Regions from separate parts of the Homo sapiens genome. Here all the other regions are linked to region 1. Evidence: chromatin loops called from intact Hi-C (ENCODE). Cell type or tissue: mammary epithelial cell. All regions are shown on one strand. Links, peaks and the distances in the headings refer to the core of each region. The heading gives the core; the rest is flanking DNA.

Evidence for each region. Peaks named below come from ENCODE experiments on the same cell type or tissue, not always from the same donor. Only the 100,000 strongest peaks of a DNase experiment are listed, where the experiment ranks them.
Region 2: a loop joins it to region 1, with 6 times the contacts of the local background. A loop is called at or near these places in 10 of 110 quality-filtered maps.
Region 3: a loop joins it to region 1, with 4 times the contacts of the local background. A loop is called at or near these places in 6 of 110 quality-filtered maps.

What each region holds. Positions count from the first base shown.
Region 1 is chr18:22,561,537-22,566,058 of GRCh38, reverse strand. The region is part of intron 2 of LOC124904265 (a long non-coding RNA gene); the gene reads right to left. Among named protein-coding and RNA genes, the nearest start is that of CTAGE1, 150 kb to the right of the region's middle. In mammary epithelial cell, for the core only: a CTCF peak has its summit at 2,740 (motif pointing right); DNase peaks (open chromatin) are centred at 1,718 and 2,768; H3K4me3 peaks cover 141 bases; H3K27ac peaks cover 308 bases.
Region 2 is chr18:22,322,246-22,326,767 of GRCh38, reverse strand. LOC101927548 (a long non-coding RNA gene) reads left to right here and starts at 2,048. Exons shown (of 3, transcript XR_001753531.2): 1 at 2,048-2,157. RefSeq lists enhancers at 1,068-2,022, 2,023-2,978. In mammary epithelial cell, for the core only: a CTCF peak has its summit at 2,143 (motif pointing left); no DNase peak of the experiment used is centred there; H3K4me3 peaks cover 221 bases.
Region 3 is chr18:21,953,437-21,957,958 of GRCh38, reverse strand. No RefSeq gene overlaps it. Among named protein-coding and RNA genes, the nearest start is that of LINC01900, 25 kb to the left of the region's middle. In mammary epithelial cell, for the core only: a CTCF peak has its summit at 1,725 (motif pointing right); no DNase peak of the experiment used is centred there; H3K27me3 peaks cover 181 bases.

The DNA of each region.
Region 1 (4,522 bases), core at 390-4,389:
TCTTCCTCTGGAATAATCACAGAAGCAGATCATCTTCCTCTGGAATGATTAAGAAAAATCATGACATGAACTTGCTATGTGGAATCTAGAAAAGTCGAATTCATGGAAGCAGAGCAGAAAGGTAGTTACTGGGAGCAGAAGTGGAGGGGAACTGAAGAAACGTTGCCCAAAGGACACAAAGTTTCAGTTATGCAGGATGAATACTGCCAGAGATTTAATGTACAGCCTGGTGACTGTGGTTGATAATACTGTATTGCATACTTGCAATTGGCAAAGGGAGTAGATCTTCAAATGTTCTCTCCCTCCCTCCCCCGGACCACACGTATATACGCAGTAACTAAGTGAAGAGATGGATATGTTAATTAGCTTGACTGTAGTAATCAGTTCACTGTGTAGTAAATAAAATTAACAAAAAAGGAAAAACAATGATAATATAGATTGCCTTTGATTTTTCCTATGCATGACTTGGAAATTTAGCATATATTTATTGAGTACCTACCACATGTGACCCTGTGCTGATGCTAGGATGCCATGGGAGGTGGTAGAGAATATAAAGGTAAGTAAACCAAAGCTCACAGTTTCAATTTAAAATAGTTCTGTGTAAAATTATTAAATTACTCTTTAATTACTCCAGCAATTCCCAGCAGTCTTTTTTAAACAAATATAGCCTCAAGCCTCTTGCAGAGATGCTTTTACTTCTTACATATTTATATTTATTTTTATTGTGCATTTAAAAAATATTTTTCCCAAGTATCTATTGACGGATGAATGGACAAACAAAACAAAGTGTAATACACACACACACACACACACACACACACACACACAGACAAACACAGGAATATTATTTAGCGTTTAAAATGAAGGAAATTCTGACATGCTGCAACATGGATTAACCTTGAAAATATGCTAAGTGAAACATGCCAGTAACAAAGGGGCAAATAGTGTTTGATTCCACTTATATGAGGCACCTACAGTGGTCAAATTCGTAAAGGCAAAAAGTAGAATAGTAGTTGCCAGGGGCTGAGGGTAGGGGAGAATGAGAAATTATTAGATAGTGGAGACAGAGTTTGTTTGGGAAGATTTTTTAAAGTTCTGGAAATAGATGCTGGGGATAGTTGCTCAATTATGTGAATGTACTTAATGCCACAAAATTGTACACTTAAAACACTTAAAATGGGCCAGGCACAGTGGCTCACGCCTGTAATCCCAGTACTTTGGGAGGCAAAAGTGGGCGGATCATGAGGTCAGGAGTTTGAGACCAGCCTGGCCAATATGGTGAAACCCCGTCTCTACTACAAAATGCAAAAATTAGTTGGGCGCTGTGGCGCGTACCTGTAGTCCCAGCTACTTGGGAGGCTGAGGCAGGAGAATTGCTGGAACCCAGGAGGTGGAAGTTGCAGTGAGTTGAGAGCTCGCCACTGCATCATTCCAGCCTGGGTGACAGAGCGAGACTCTATGGGGAAAAAAAAAAAAGTTAAAATGGTAAATTTTATGTTACTTATTTCTTACAACAAGAAAAATGCTTTTTAACCAAACAGAATATAAACTCTTGTGAACAGGGCTAGGGAACTGATTTTCTCCTAATCACTAAGAAAATTCCACCTGAGAGGCAAGGGCCTAGGAGTTGGAGAGCTGGGCTCCTGTTTGGTGCCAGCTCTGTGGTTAGCTAGCTATGTGAACTCCACTCAACCTTGCCAAGCCTCAGTTTCTTCATCTTTCAAATGAGTAAGAGTGGGGAGGGGCACCGCATATCTCAGTGCTCTGATTTCCATTTAACCACAGATTTAGAACCAAGGTGGCTTGGCTTCAAATATTCAACTCCTCTGCTGGCAAATAAACAGATCTTCGGGAAACTGTACTTGTCTTCCAGAGAAAAGGTTTATTTCAGTAGGTTCTCACAGAGCAAATCTAAGCACCAACAATGTAGAGTTTTGAGAATGCAGAGTATTTCCTGAACACATAATCCTTCCCTCCTTGAAACTGTCTATGATGTAGGAATTCAGTTCCCATCCAGATTTACAGATGTAAATCTTCAGTTACCTAATAAAATGGAGAGAAGAAAATCATGTGATTATATTTTGAATCTAGTAATACTAATGAATTCAAAGCCAGACTTCATTTTAGAGGGCTTTTGTAAAAAGTTCTATTTTCCAATCTAATGCTTGGTGTTGAGTCTTGAAAATTTAAGGTAATGCAAACCCTATCATTTCCACCTCTAAAAATTCTATCAGAGTCTCTAAGAATCTATGTTTAGGCTCCTTACACAGCGGCAAACATGGAAACAATATTTATCGTCCACAACTTTCCTAGGTAGATCAAATTGTTCAACACAGAACTGGCATTCTACTGGCAAGTGCCTGGTTACCAGCTAAATAGTTGGGTACACCCAGTAGACCTGCAGATAGAGAAAGCTTTCAAGACCAGTCTGGATACAAACAATATCTGGGAATCAATTGCCTAGGACTATCTCAATGGTAGGAGAAGTCTGCCTCAAGGAAATGTGTATTGTTCTTGAAAATGCCAGACACCAGTAGGAAACACAAACACAGACTCAAAAGAAGCAGGGAATGGCAGACTGAATAAACAGCACGTGCGCACCCATTTTCCTAGGAAATATGTGTCCAAGACTGAAGAGTTGTGGTGCAGTCTTATCTGTCATTTACGTCTTAAAGATAGGTGAGTCTTGGATAATATCGTGCTTGTGCCCCACAGGAGGCTGCCAACTATTATCATAGATCATCCACTAGAGGGTGACAACCACATATGCTTAGGGATGGATGACTGTAGACACAGTGCACATTCCACAGTCCTGAGAAGAGTTTCTTGAAGCTCATCCGCCTAAGTGGTTGGACTTTCACTTTGGAGTCGCCCATAAAAAGGAGAGAGGGAAACTATACATCTTTTCCATACTTATGGCCTAGGTTGTCTCTCCTTTTCAGACTTAGTTAAGAAAAAATTAAATATATATACGAATTTTTTGTAAGTAGAAGGAACACCTCCTATCACATTAAATAGGAGGTGAGTATCTCTAACAGTTGGGAGAAGGACATGCTGAGATTTTTTCCTATTACTATTATGGATCTTTGGGACAGTTTCAGTAAGTACTTTCAGGGGGTACTTGGTTTTTCCAACTTGAAAATGGGGGCTATTCATTATAAATCTTAGAGCAAAATTCTGATAGCAAAGTAGATAGAGGAATATAGAACCTTTTATTAGAAGGTTTTTGTGTCTTTCTAGGATAATTATTACAAGTAGTATCAATATATACCAACTAATATGCATGAGATAAGATGGCGGGTCTGAGTCTTGGTTGGGATGTGGGTCTGGAATCTTGGATTATGGACATAAGAAATATTATGAACACTTAATGAACACCTAGGCAGCAGGCTCAAGCCCAAGCACACACCACAGTAGCTTTCGAATAGTTTGGATGTATTCTAATTTGTATTTCTCCCCAGCTACTTTTGTGGGTAGTCATTTAGGCAGCCCTTCATAGAGTTCTGGGTCTTTTCCTTAACTTTCCACAAAAATGTTTCAGCTTTAGGAAGAGGTTTTGGGAAACCAGAATGTTTCCATTACTGTACGGTTAAACCTTTTGTTCACTACTTAGACAAATATACTGAGCACTCATTTTTGTTTTTTTTTTAAGAGACAGTAGCTTTTATAACAGGCTCGAACATAAGCTCCTGTGAACTATGTACATAGTAAGTCCTCCGTAGCTGTTGCATATATAATCCATGGTTAGTATAAAATTATCGTAATTTTAAATAAGACAAGCCATAGTTCTATGAGTGATATAATTTTAAATAAGACAAGCCATCGTTCTTTGAGTGATGTGTTTGAGTGATGCTTCTTGATACTTCTTTCAGCTTAAACATAGAAATCATGATCACACCACTGCACTCCAGCCTGGGTAACAGCGAGACTCTGTCTCAAAAAAATAAAAATTAAAACTAAAATAAACATAGAAACCAGATTTTCTTTGGTTTCCTCTGTCGGTGACTTTGGCTGGTTCTCTTTTGCATGTTCGTTGATGTTTCTCCTTGCCTTTGTGTTTAGTGTTTTTAGCAGGCGGTGTTTATAATAGACTAAAACTTTGGGAGCCAGACAGACCTGGGTTCAGTGGGTTTACATTGCTGGGTTTTATAAGGATTAGAAGCAAATATATGTACAGTGCCTGGCACAAAATATATAAACAAAATGTTGTTTGTTAGTTATTAGTACTAGCTGTATTAATAATAATAATGATACTATATATAATAATATACATTTGTATATATAATAATATATATTTGTATATTTTATATATATAAAATGATAATATTGGAAAGCTAGAGGGTGCAGCGAAGAGATGGCAGGGTGAGCGTGGTATAAGTCTGAATTTGGCCATCTGGTTATTTGCAAGTTCTCTTCCAGCAAATATTTGTTGTGTACCTTCCATAAGCAGCATTGTTCTAGGCACTGGGGACCAAGTGAAAAACCAGACCCCGTCCTAGGAACAGTATTTGCTGTTTACATT
Region 2 (4,522 bases), core at 122-4,121, 240 kb after region 1:
TGTTCTGTCATTCTTCCTGAAGGTCCCTGTGTCTTCACGTGGCCTTCCTATAAGGACACCAGTCATTCGATGTAGAGCCCATTCCAATCCCATATGACCTCATCTCAACTAAGTACATCTGTGAAGATCCTGTTTCCAAATCAGGTCACATTTTGAGGTTCTAGGTGGACATGAATTTTGGAGGCATACTATTCAACTCAGTATGTGGAGATAAGAGTATATAACTGAAGGGGCTACAGAAGAATTAAACCCAATAATGTACATAAGGCACCTAGCAAAATATAAGCAATCGATACATTTTAGCTGCTAATATATTTATCATCATCACCATCGTCATTACCATCATCCATCATGTCAGGGAATGGATTATATTTCCAAACCGTAATATTCCATCCCACTTGCTAAGGTGACCACAAGTGAAATTGTCGAATAGGCCAAGTTCAAATCTTAGCTCTGACAGCAAACACCTGTGAAACCTCTGACAAGTTACTTAACATCTTCTCTAAGCTTCAGTTTCTTTATCTATGCTTATGGGATTATCTGTCTGCCTGTCTGTCTGTCTGCCTATCTGTCTATCTGTTCATCTTGTACTTACATGGCATTTACTATGCATCAGGCACTGTTCTAAGATACTTACAAACACGGGCTCAGTCAATCTTTGGAACAACCCTGTGAGTTGGGTACCATTATCATCTCCATTTTACAATTGAAGAAACTGAATCATCAGGTATTTAAGACAGTTGTCTACGGTCCATAGGAAGTAAGTGATGGAACCAGCATTCAAACCCAGGCAGTCTGGCTCCAGAATTCCTCAAGGATTGAAAGACAAGGATTAAATAAAGCATGTAACCCACTCTAGTACATAGGAAGCAGTCAGTCTGTGCTAGCAAAGTCACTGTGGCTCCCCGTGCGAGCCTTCCTCTGTGCCGCACTGGGACTGCCTTCCCTCTCTCCTCTTCTCTCAGTTCAGAAGCTCCTGTTGTTTCCCATGTTGACACTAAGCCAGAGCCAAGTCCCACATTTAAATGTTAGGCTGCTCAAGTTTCATTCAGTTTCCTGGGGTGTCTTGCTCTCTTTTTTTATTTTGTTCTTATTCTCTCAAGTGTTCCATGACCCTGGTGGCTGGCAGGGTAAGAGAAGGAGAGCGAGTGGCAGCTCTCTCTGGCAACTGGTGAACTGTGGATGCCTCTTTCGTGCGGCGGGGGCAGAGTTAAGCAATAGATTGTCGGACGTATCTTGGGGACATCCACCCATGGGGCCACTCACGCTAAGCCCAGGGACTTGTGTGCCGGGCCTTTATACAAGATCCTTGAAAGATCCATCATGAAACAAAAGCTCTCTTAGAATTACAAATGCCACTGCAAAAAGAGGAAAAGAGAAATCCTCCTCCCATTGAAAACGCTGGTGCCTGAGGGTGTCAGAATGTAGGGGCCTCAAGCACACCCTGGAGCCTCCAACTTTGGGTTCATAGCTGGGCCACCCCTCCTTTCACCCTGCCAGGCCTCAACCTCAGCAGGAGGTGTTAACACAGCTCTAGTCCAATATCCTGGGACTTGGCATCAACTCCCACCTGCTGCTAGTTGGCCTCCGTTGTGGTGCCCAGGTCCTGATATCTGGTGCAGAAGAAAGAAGCGGAACCCCAATCCTCTCCCACCCCTAGTTCTCCTCCTGCCTTTCTGGCTATTGCCAGAGTCCCAGCACAGACATGGCAGCCGCCCAAGGAATTCACTCCCTGAGACCATGTGTGCATGCAGGCAGGGTAAAGGACTGGACAGATCCAACTGTAACCGAAGCTGCACCAGCGGCACCAGGACAGAGGTCTCCAAGAGGGAAAGGAAGGGGCAGCCCTTCAACTGTGAAGCAAGCAGTCGCGGTTGGGCTCCACCATTCCCCTTTTGGGTCCCTCGCTCCTCCCTCCCAGGGGCCCCTCGCTCCACCCTCCCGGGGGCCCTCTGTCCACGTGGAAGCGCCCACCCACTCAAACCACTGCCTGTCTTCTTTGCTTCCTCAGGGGACAAAACCTTCCCACGCCCTAGACTTTCCAGGGCTCGCTCTCATTTTGGTAACAATGGAAGTGTTTAAAGAAACAAATCCCTGCTTAATTTGTCGACCTCCTATTGGGCTGCACCTCCTAGAGGCCATTAGGCCTCATCCCAGGTAAAATGTGCAAAGGGCGCGGCGGGTGGATTCCGAAACTTTAGGTAATTCCTAAATTCCTAACCGGCTCCCCTGCAGGCTGGCAAGATTTATGCTGAGTTTACACTTCCTGCTGTGAAGTGAGGGGCTTTTCTGTGAACTGGTTACTAAATCCTTGAGTGCACACTAACAGAAAGTAATGGAATCCTCGTGCTGGGAGCCTTGGGGAAGCTGAAGTAGCCGGCCCATCCCACACGTGCCTGAGCTCCAAGCTGGAGTCAGGACCTAGGGCACTCGCCCTCCACGGGCTCGCTGTGTGCCCGCCGCAAGCTGCGCGCCCCTCCCCTTTCCTCCCAGCCCAGCCAAGCCCAGCCCTGCCCGCTGGAGCTCTCAAGACTGCTCTGCTGGCCACAGGACCCAGACACTTCAAGAGCAATTCGGAGCTCCTGGAGATTTAAATGGACTGCACCCTCTGGGAAGCATAAATTATTGTCAGATTCTGTCCCTATCTGTACTCACTTTGTTTACCGTTCAATTCTGTCTGAAAGGCATGAAAAACCTCAGAACTTTTCTTACCTAATACCCCCTTGTGCTTGTTACTATGAATTTAAAGTTAAAATATATATATTATTTGACTATTCCATGTACGTCATATAAATTGAATCATATTATATACTGTATATCATATATGTAATATATATTATATAATATGACTACATAGATGTAATATATTACTATATATGTATATTTGACTATTCTATACCTCATATCAATGGAATCATGTAATAATACATTATTTTATATATTTTATATAATTATATTAATAATATATAATATAATAATATATTCATGATATAACTTCATTTATATGAGGTACATGGAATAGTCAAATAATATACATATATTTTAACTTTATTACATTATATTTATATTATATTATATATAATGTATACACACATAAAATTTCAGTCATGCATATATATATATACATATTTATGTGAATGTACCTACATACATATACAAAATTCCACTTATATGAGGTATGTGGACAAAAAGAATGGTGGTTACTAGGGGCTGCGGGAAGGGAATGGGGAGTTGGTGTTTAACGGGGACAGTTTCCATTTGGGAAGATGAACAGTTCTGGAAATGAAGGGTGGTGATGGTTGCACAACAATGTGATTGTACTTAAGGCCACTGAACTATCCATTTAAAAGTGGCTAAAATGCTAAATTTTATGTCATGTATATTTTATCACTAATATATAATATATACATATTAAATATAAAATTAGTTCAACTCTTATTTAGATACACCTACATAACTAGTGTCAGACAGTTTCCATTTCACTTTTTGATGTCTCTCCTCTTTCGTAGTTTCTGTCTTGGTTTGGGTCTTTTGCCTCCTAAATATTTTCTGGATTTGGCTTTTATGCAACCAGGAGCAGCGCCATTCCGACAAAACCCCCAGCCCTCTCCTCCTCCTGCAGTCCCACAGCCACCCTCTTCTCAGTTGCTTTTAAGCAGAAAGCTTTACTAGTTAAAGTCTGTGATTTTCAGTGGTACATTTAATAATTCATAAATCACGAGAGGTTCAAACAAGTTCAAAGTTTAAAAGTTTAAAAGTTTTGCTGAAGCTTTAAAGTTTAAACTGTCAGAGGTTTTGACAAAAAACTTTTCCTGTCTGGAATACATAAAATTGTTGTGCCATATTATATTCAGGACTCTACAATATCTACCTCTCCCAAAACGTTTCTCCTAAGAAAATCCCGGCCTTGTCTGTGTCCCGCATTCCCTCAGTGATGGTGTGTTCACTGCAGGGCCCAGGAGGCTGACAGGCCCCGGGAGAGAGTGCGGGTTTATGACAATCTGCACTTTAGGGAAAAACAGCCAGAATCACCACTGTGTGAGGATTTCTCTTTAAAGGAATGGAAATTGCAAAATGAGATCCTGACAAATGTGTGTAACAAGGTCTTGGCGGAAGACAGTGAGTTGTGTATAATCTGCTATTTCAAAATCTGGAAGCAGAGAGACCAAATCTTCCGCTGGCCTCCAGCTGACCTCTAATATTTCAGGCGTAATTACTGCATTTGCATGTGCAATTGAGTGTGATGTCAGCTACCCAGGCCAAGGCGCTTTTTGGAGTTTGCTGGGACCAGAACACACACAGACATTTCCATTTCAGATTGTGACCAAGCAAGTGTAGACTGTGGAGGTCATTTCTGACATTCTGGCCTTGTACCCTGATTCTGCACATACTATGCTGTTTTGATCACTCTGTTTCTCAGAAAACTACCGTGGCTCCAAGGGCATTTCACGTCAGAGCCGACTGCTTAGTGATGAGCTGTCCAGGCCATTGTGCCTCACATCAGACACTCACTGCAGACAAG
Region 3 (4,522 bases), core at 122-4,121, 610 kb after region 1:
AGTAGGAAGTGAGTAGGATAACAATAAGGTGTTCCGGGGCCGGGGGTATTTCGGGAATGTCAGTGTGTCTTTGCCAGGTGGGGAAAAGAGATGTATGGGTGATGGGGGAGGAGTTAGGAGAAGAAGTCTAAGCCAAGTATGGCAAGCCTCGTGTGCCTTGCCCAGGAGTTTAGACTCTAGACTGGGGGGCAGGAGGCGCTAGGGAGGTTTTACAAGGGGCTTGACAGAGTCTTCTTTTAGGAAGATCCCTTTGGCAGCAGTGAGAGTGTTTGCCAAGACAGCCCAGTGACAGGGAAACCAATGACACAGCTATGCAACGTGAGCTTGATTAAAAGAATGGAGATGGCTGGGCATGGTGGCTCACACCTGTCATTGCAGCACTTTGGGAGGCCGAGGCGGGAGGATCACTTGAGCCCAGGAGTATGAAACCAGCCTGGGCAACAAAGTGAGACACCGTCTGTACCGAAAATAAAAAAATTAGTCAGACATGCGGCATGCACCCATGGTCCCAGGTACTCAGGACACTGAAGCAGGAAGATCACTTGAACCCAGGAGGTCAAGGCTGCAGTGAGCAGTGATTGTACCACTGCACTCCAGCCTGGGTGACAGAGTGAGATCCTGTGACAAAAAAAAAAAAGGAATAGAGATGAGAGCCACATTTGAAGACATTTCTGAGTTGGCAATGACAGGGCAGATGGTAGCCTGAATGCAAAAATTCTGGAGCTGAGTTCAGGCCAACTCCAAGGTGTCTTACTTGGGAGTTTGGAGGATGGTGACAATATTAAGTGAAATGAGGCAGATTATAGGAAGAACAGGTTTGGAGGATTAGAGGATGGGGTAAGTGGTGTGAAATATTTTTTTTAAATATAAGTATTAATTCCTGGATCCTATTCCCAGAGATTCTGGTTTAATTTGGCTGGGATGTAGCCTGGACATCAACTTTTTTTTTTTAATCTGTGTAGGTGATTCTAATGAAAACCCAAGGTGAGAACCAGTGTTATGAAGGGATAAGATAAGAATATTAAAACAGATTCCAGAAACACGACAATTTAAAAGGCAGGAAGAATAGCCCAAGTATCCATTAATCAGTATTAATTAGATTAACTACATGATTCAAAACTCAGCCCAGGTTTCAGGTAAGATGGGGCTGAGTTTTGAGTCATGTAGTTATGACCCTATCCCCCCACCGGATGAAGCGATAAACCTGGACAGAATGCACGGCACAATGACTTGGATACTGTGAGCATCTAGTAGCAGATAGACCAGAAAGGAAGACCAGACTTTAAAGTACCTCTGAATGGGTGGTGAGTCTACTGTATTTTTCGCTTCAGTGTTGCCCAGACTAGGTGTAAGGTAGTGTGGAACCTGGACATGGGCGTCTGCATGAATGGAGAGAAGTCCAAGAGAAACCCTCTGGTTCTGGCTCAAGGGCGTGGTCTCCTAATGCTCAAAGGAGAGGGAGAAATCCCCCATTTCTTTTTTGTTTTTCTTCAGGTTGGAGGACTGAAAAGGGGAGCCCAGGACTCAGAAAGTACTAGGGACATTATAGAGAGGGAGGTATTAGGGAAAGGGACTTGATAAAGTTGTTTAAGAATCCCTGGGTTTATCCACAAGTGGAACATTCATGAATCTGACCCTAAACAGTATATCAAAAGCTTTGAGATACAACTGTAAACTATGAGGTGAACCATGTCCCACCTCCTAGACTGCCTAGACTGGCCACCAGGTGGCGCACATGCAGGACTGCTCTGAATAGCAGTGCGTGTTAGTGGAACATTGAAACCACACACCACTGAAGGATGATCAGAACTTACAACTTGAACCCAACCATACCTATAACCCACTAACGTTAAAAAACAGAATAAAATGTTTTCCATAGAATTTTAAACAAGACCCAGAGACTCATAACATTCAAAATGTCCAGAGTACAATACAAAATTTCTCACTCTGTGAAGAACTAGGAAAATCTCAACTAACATGCTGAGATAACACAGATGTTGGAATTAGCTGACAAAGACTTTATTTTTGTTTGTTTTTGTTTTTATTTTATTTTATTTTAAGTACTGGGATACCTGTGCAAGACGTGCAGGTTTGTTACACAGGTAAATATGTGCGATGGTGATTTGCTGCACCTATCAACTCATTACCTAGGTATTAAGCCCTGCATGTATTAGCTATTTATCCTGATGCTCTCCCTCTTCCCACCCCTATCCCCGACAGGCCCCAGTGTGTGTTGTTCCCCTCCCTGTGTCCATGTATTCTCATTGTTCAGCTCCTACTTACAAGTGACAATATGCGGTGTTTGCTTTTCTGTTCCTGTGTTAATTTGCTGAAGATAATGGCTTCCAGCTCCATCCATGTCCCTGCAAAGGACATGACCTAGTTCTTTTTTATGGCTGCATAGTATTCCATCGTGTATATGTACCACATTTTCATTATCCAGTCTAACATTGATGGGCTTTTGGGTTGATACCATGTCTTTGCTATTGTGAATAGTGCTGCAATGAACATACATGTGCATGTATCTTTATAATAGAATTATTTATATTCCTTTGGGTATATGCCCAGATCTTTGAGGAATTGCCACACTGTCTTCCACAATGGTTGAACTAATTTACCTTTCCACCAACAGTGTAAAAGTGTTCCTACTTCACAGCCTCACCAGCATCTGTTGTTGCTTGACTTTTTAATAATCGCCATTCTGACTGGTGTGAGATGGTATCTCACTGTGGTTTTGATTTGCATTTCTCTAATGATCAGTGATGCTGAGCTTTTTTTAATACGTTGGCTACATAAATGTCTTCTTTTGAGAAGTGTCTGTTCATGTCCTTTGCACATGTTTTAATTTTTTTTTCTTGTAAATTTGTTTAAGTTCCTTGTAGATTCTGGATATTAGACCTTTGTCAAATGGATAGATTGCAAAACTTTTCTCCCATTCTGTAGGTTGTATGTTTGCACTGATGATAGTTTCTTTTGCTATGCAAAAGTTCATTAGTTTAATTAAATCCCATTTGTCAATTTTTGCTTTTGTTGCGATTGCTTTTGGTGTTTTGTCATAAAATCTTTGCCCGTGCCTATGTCCTGAATGGTAGTGGCCAGATTTTCTTCTAGGGCTTTTGTAGTTTTGGGTTTACATTTAAGTCTTTAATCCATCTTGAGTTTAAATTTTTGTACAAGATATAAGGAAGGGGTCCAGTTTCAATTTTCTGCATAAGGCTAGCCAGTTTTTCCAGCACCATTTATTAAATAGGGAGCCCTTTTCCCATTGCTTGTTTTTGTCAGGTTTGTCAAAGATCAGATGGTTGTAGATGTGTGGACTCATTTCTGAGATCTCTATTCTGTTTCATTGGTCTGTATGTCTGTTATTGTAACAGTACCATGCTGTTTTGTTTAATGTAGCCTTGTAGTGTAGTTTGAAGTCAGGTAGCGTAATGCCTCCAACTTTGTTCTTTTTGTTTAGGATTGTCTTGGCTATACGGGCTCTTTTTTGGTTTCATATAAATTTTAAAGTAGTTTTTTTTTTTACTAATTCTGTGAAGAATGTCAATAGTAGTTTAATATGAATAGCATTGAATCTATAAATTACTTTGGGCAGTAAGAATCACAATATTGATTCTTCCTATCCACGAGCATGAAATGATTTTCCATTTGTTTGTGTCCTCTGATTTCCTTAAACAAAGGTTTATTGTTCTTGAAGAGGTCCTCCACTTCCCTTGTTAGCTGTATTCCTAGGTATTTTTTTTTGTAGCAGTTGTGAATGGAAGTTCATTCATGATTTGACTCTCTGATTGTCTATTGTTAGTGTATAGGAATGCTTGTGATTTTTGCACATTGATTTTGTATCCTGAGACTTTGCTAAATTTGCTTATCAGCTTAAGGAGCTTTTGGGCTGAGACGATGGGGTTTTCTAAATACGGGAGCATGTCGTCTGCAAACAGAGACCGTTTGGCTTCCTCTCTTCCTATTTGAGTACACTTTATTTCTTTCTCTTGCCTGATTACCCTGGCCAGAAATTCCAATACTATGTTGAATAGGAGTGGTGAGAGAGGGCATCCTTGTCTTGTGCCAGTTTTCAAGGGGAATGCTTCTAGCTTTTGCCATTCAGTATGATATTGGCTGTGGGCTTGTCATAAATGGCTCTTATTATTTTGAGATATGCTCCACCTATACTTAATTTATTGAGAGTTTTCAACACGAAGGGATATTGAATTTTATCAAAGGCCTTTTCTGAGTCTATTGAGATAATCATGCCTCAATACAGATATAATTTTGTCTTTAGTTCTGTTTATGTGATGAATTATATTTTTTCATTTGCATATGTTGATCCAGCCTTGCATCCCAGGAAAGAAGTCGACTTGATGGTGATGGGTAAACTTTTTGATGTGCTGCTGGATTTGCTTTGCCAGTATTTTATTGAGGCTTTTCACATCAATGTTCATCAGGGATATTGGCCTGAAGTTTTGGTTTTTTTTGTTGTATCCCTGCCAGGTTTTGGTATCAGGATGATGCTGGCCTCATAAAA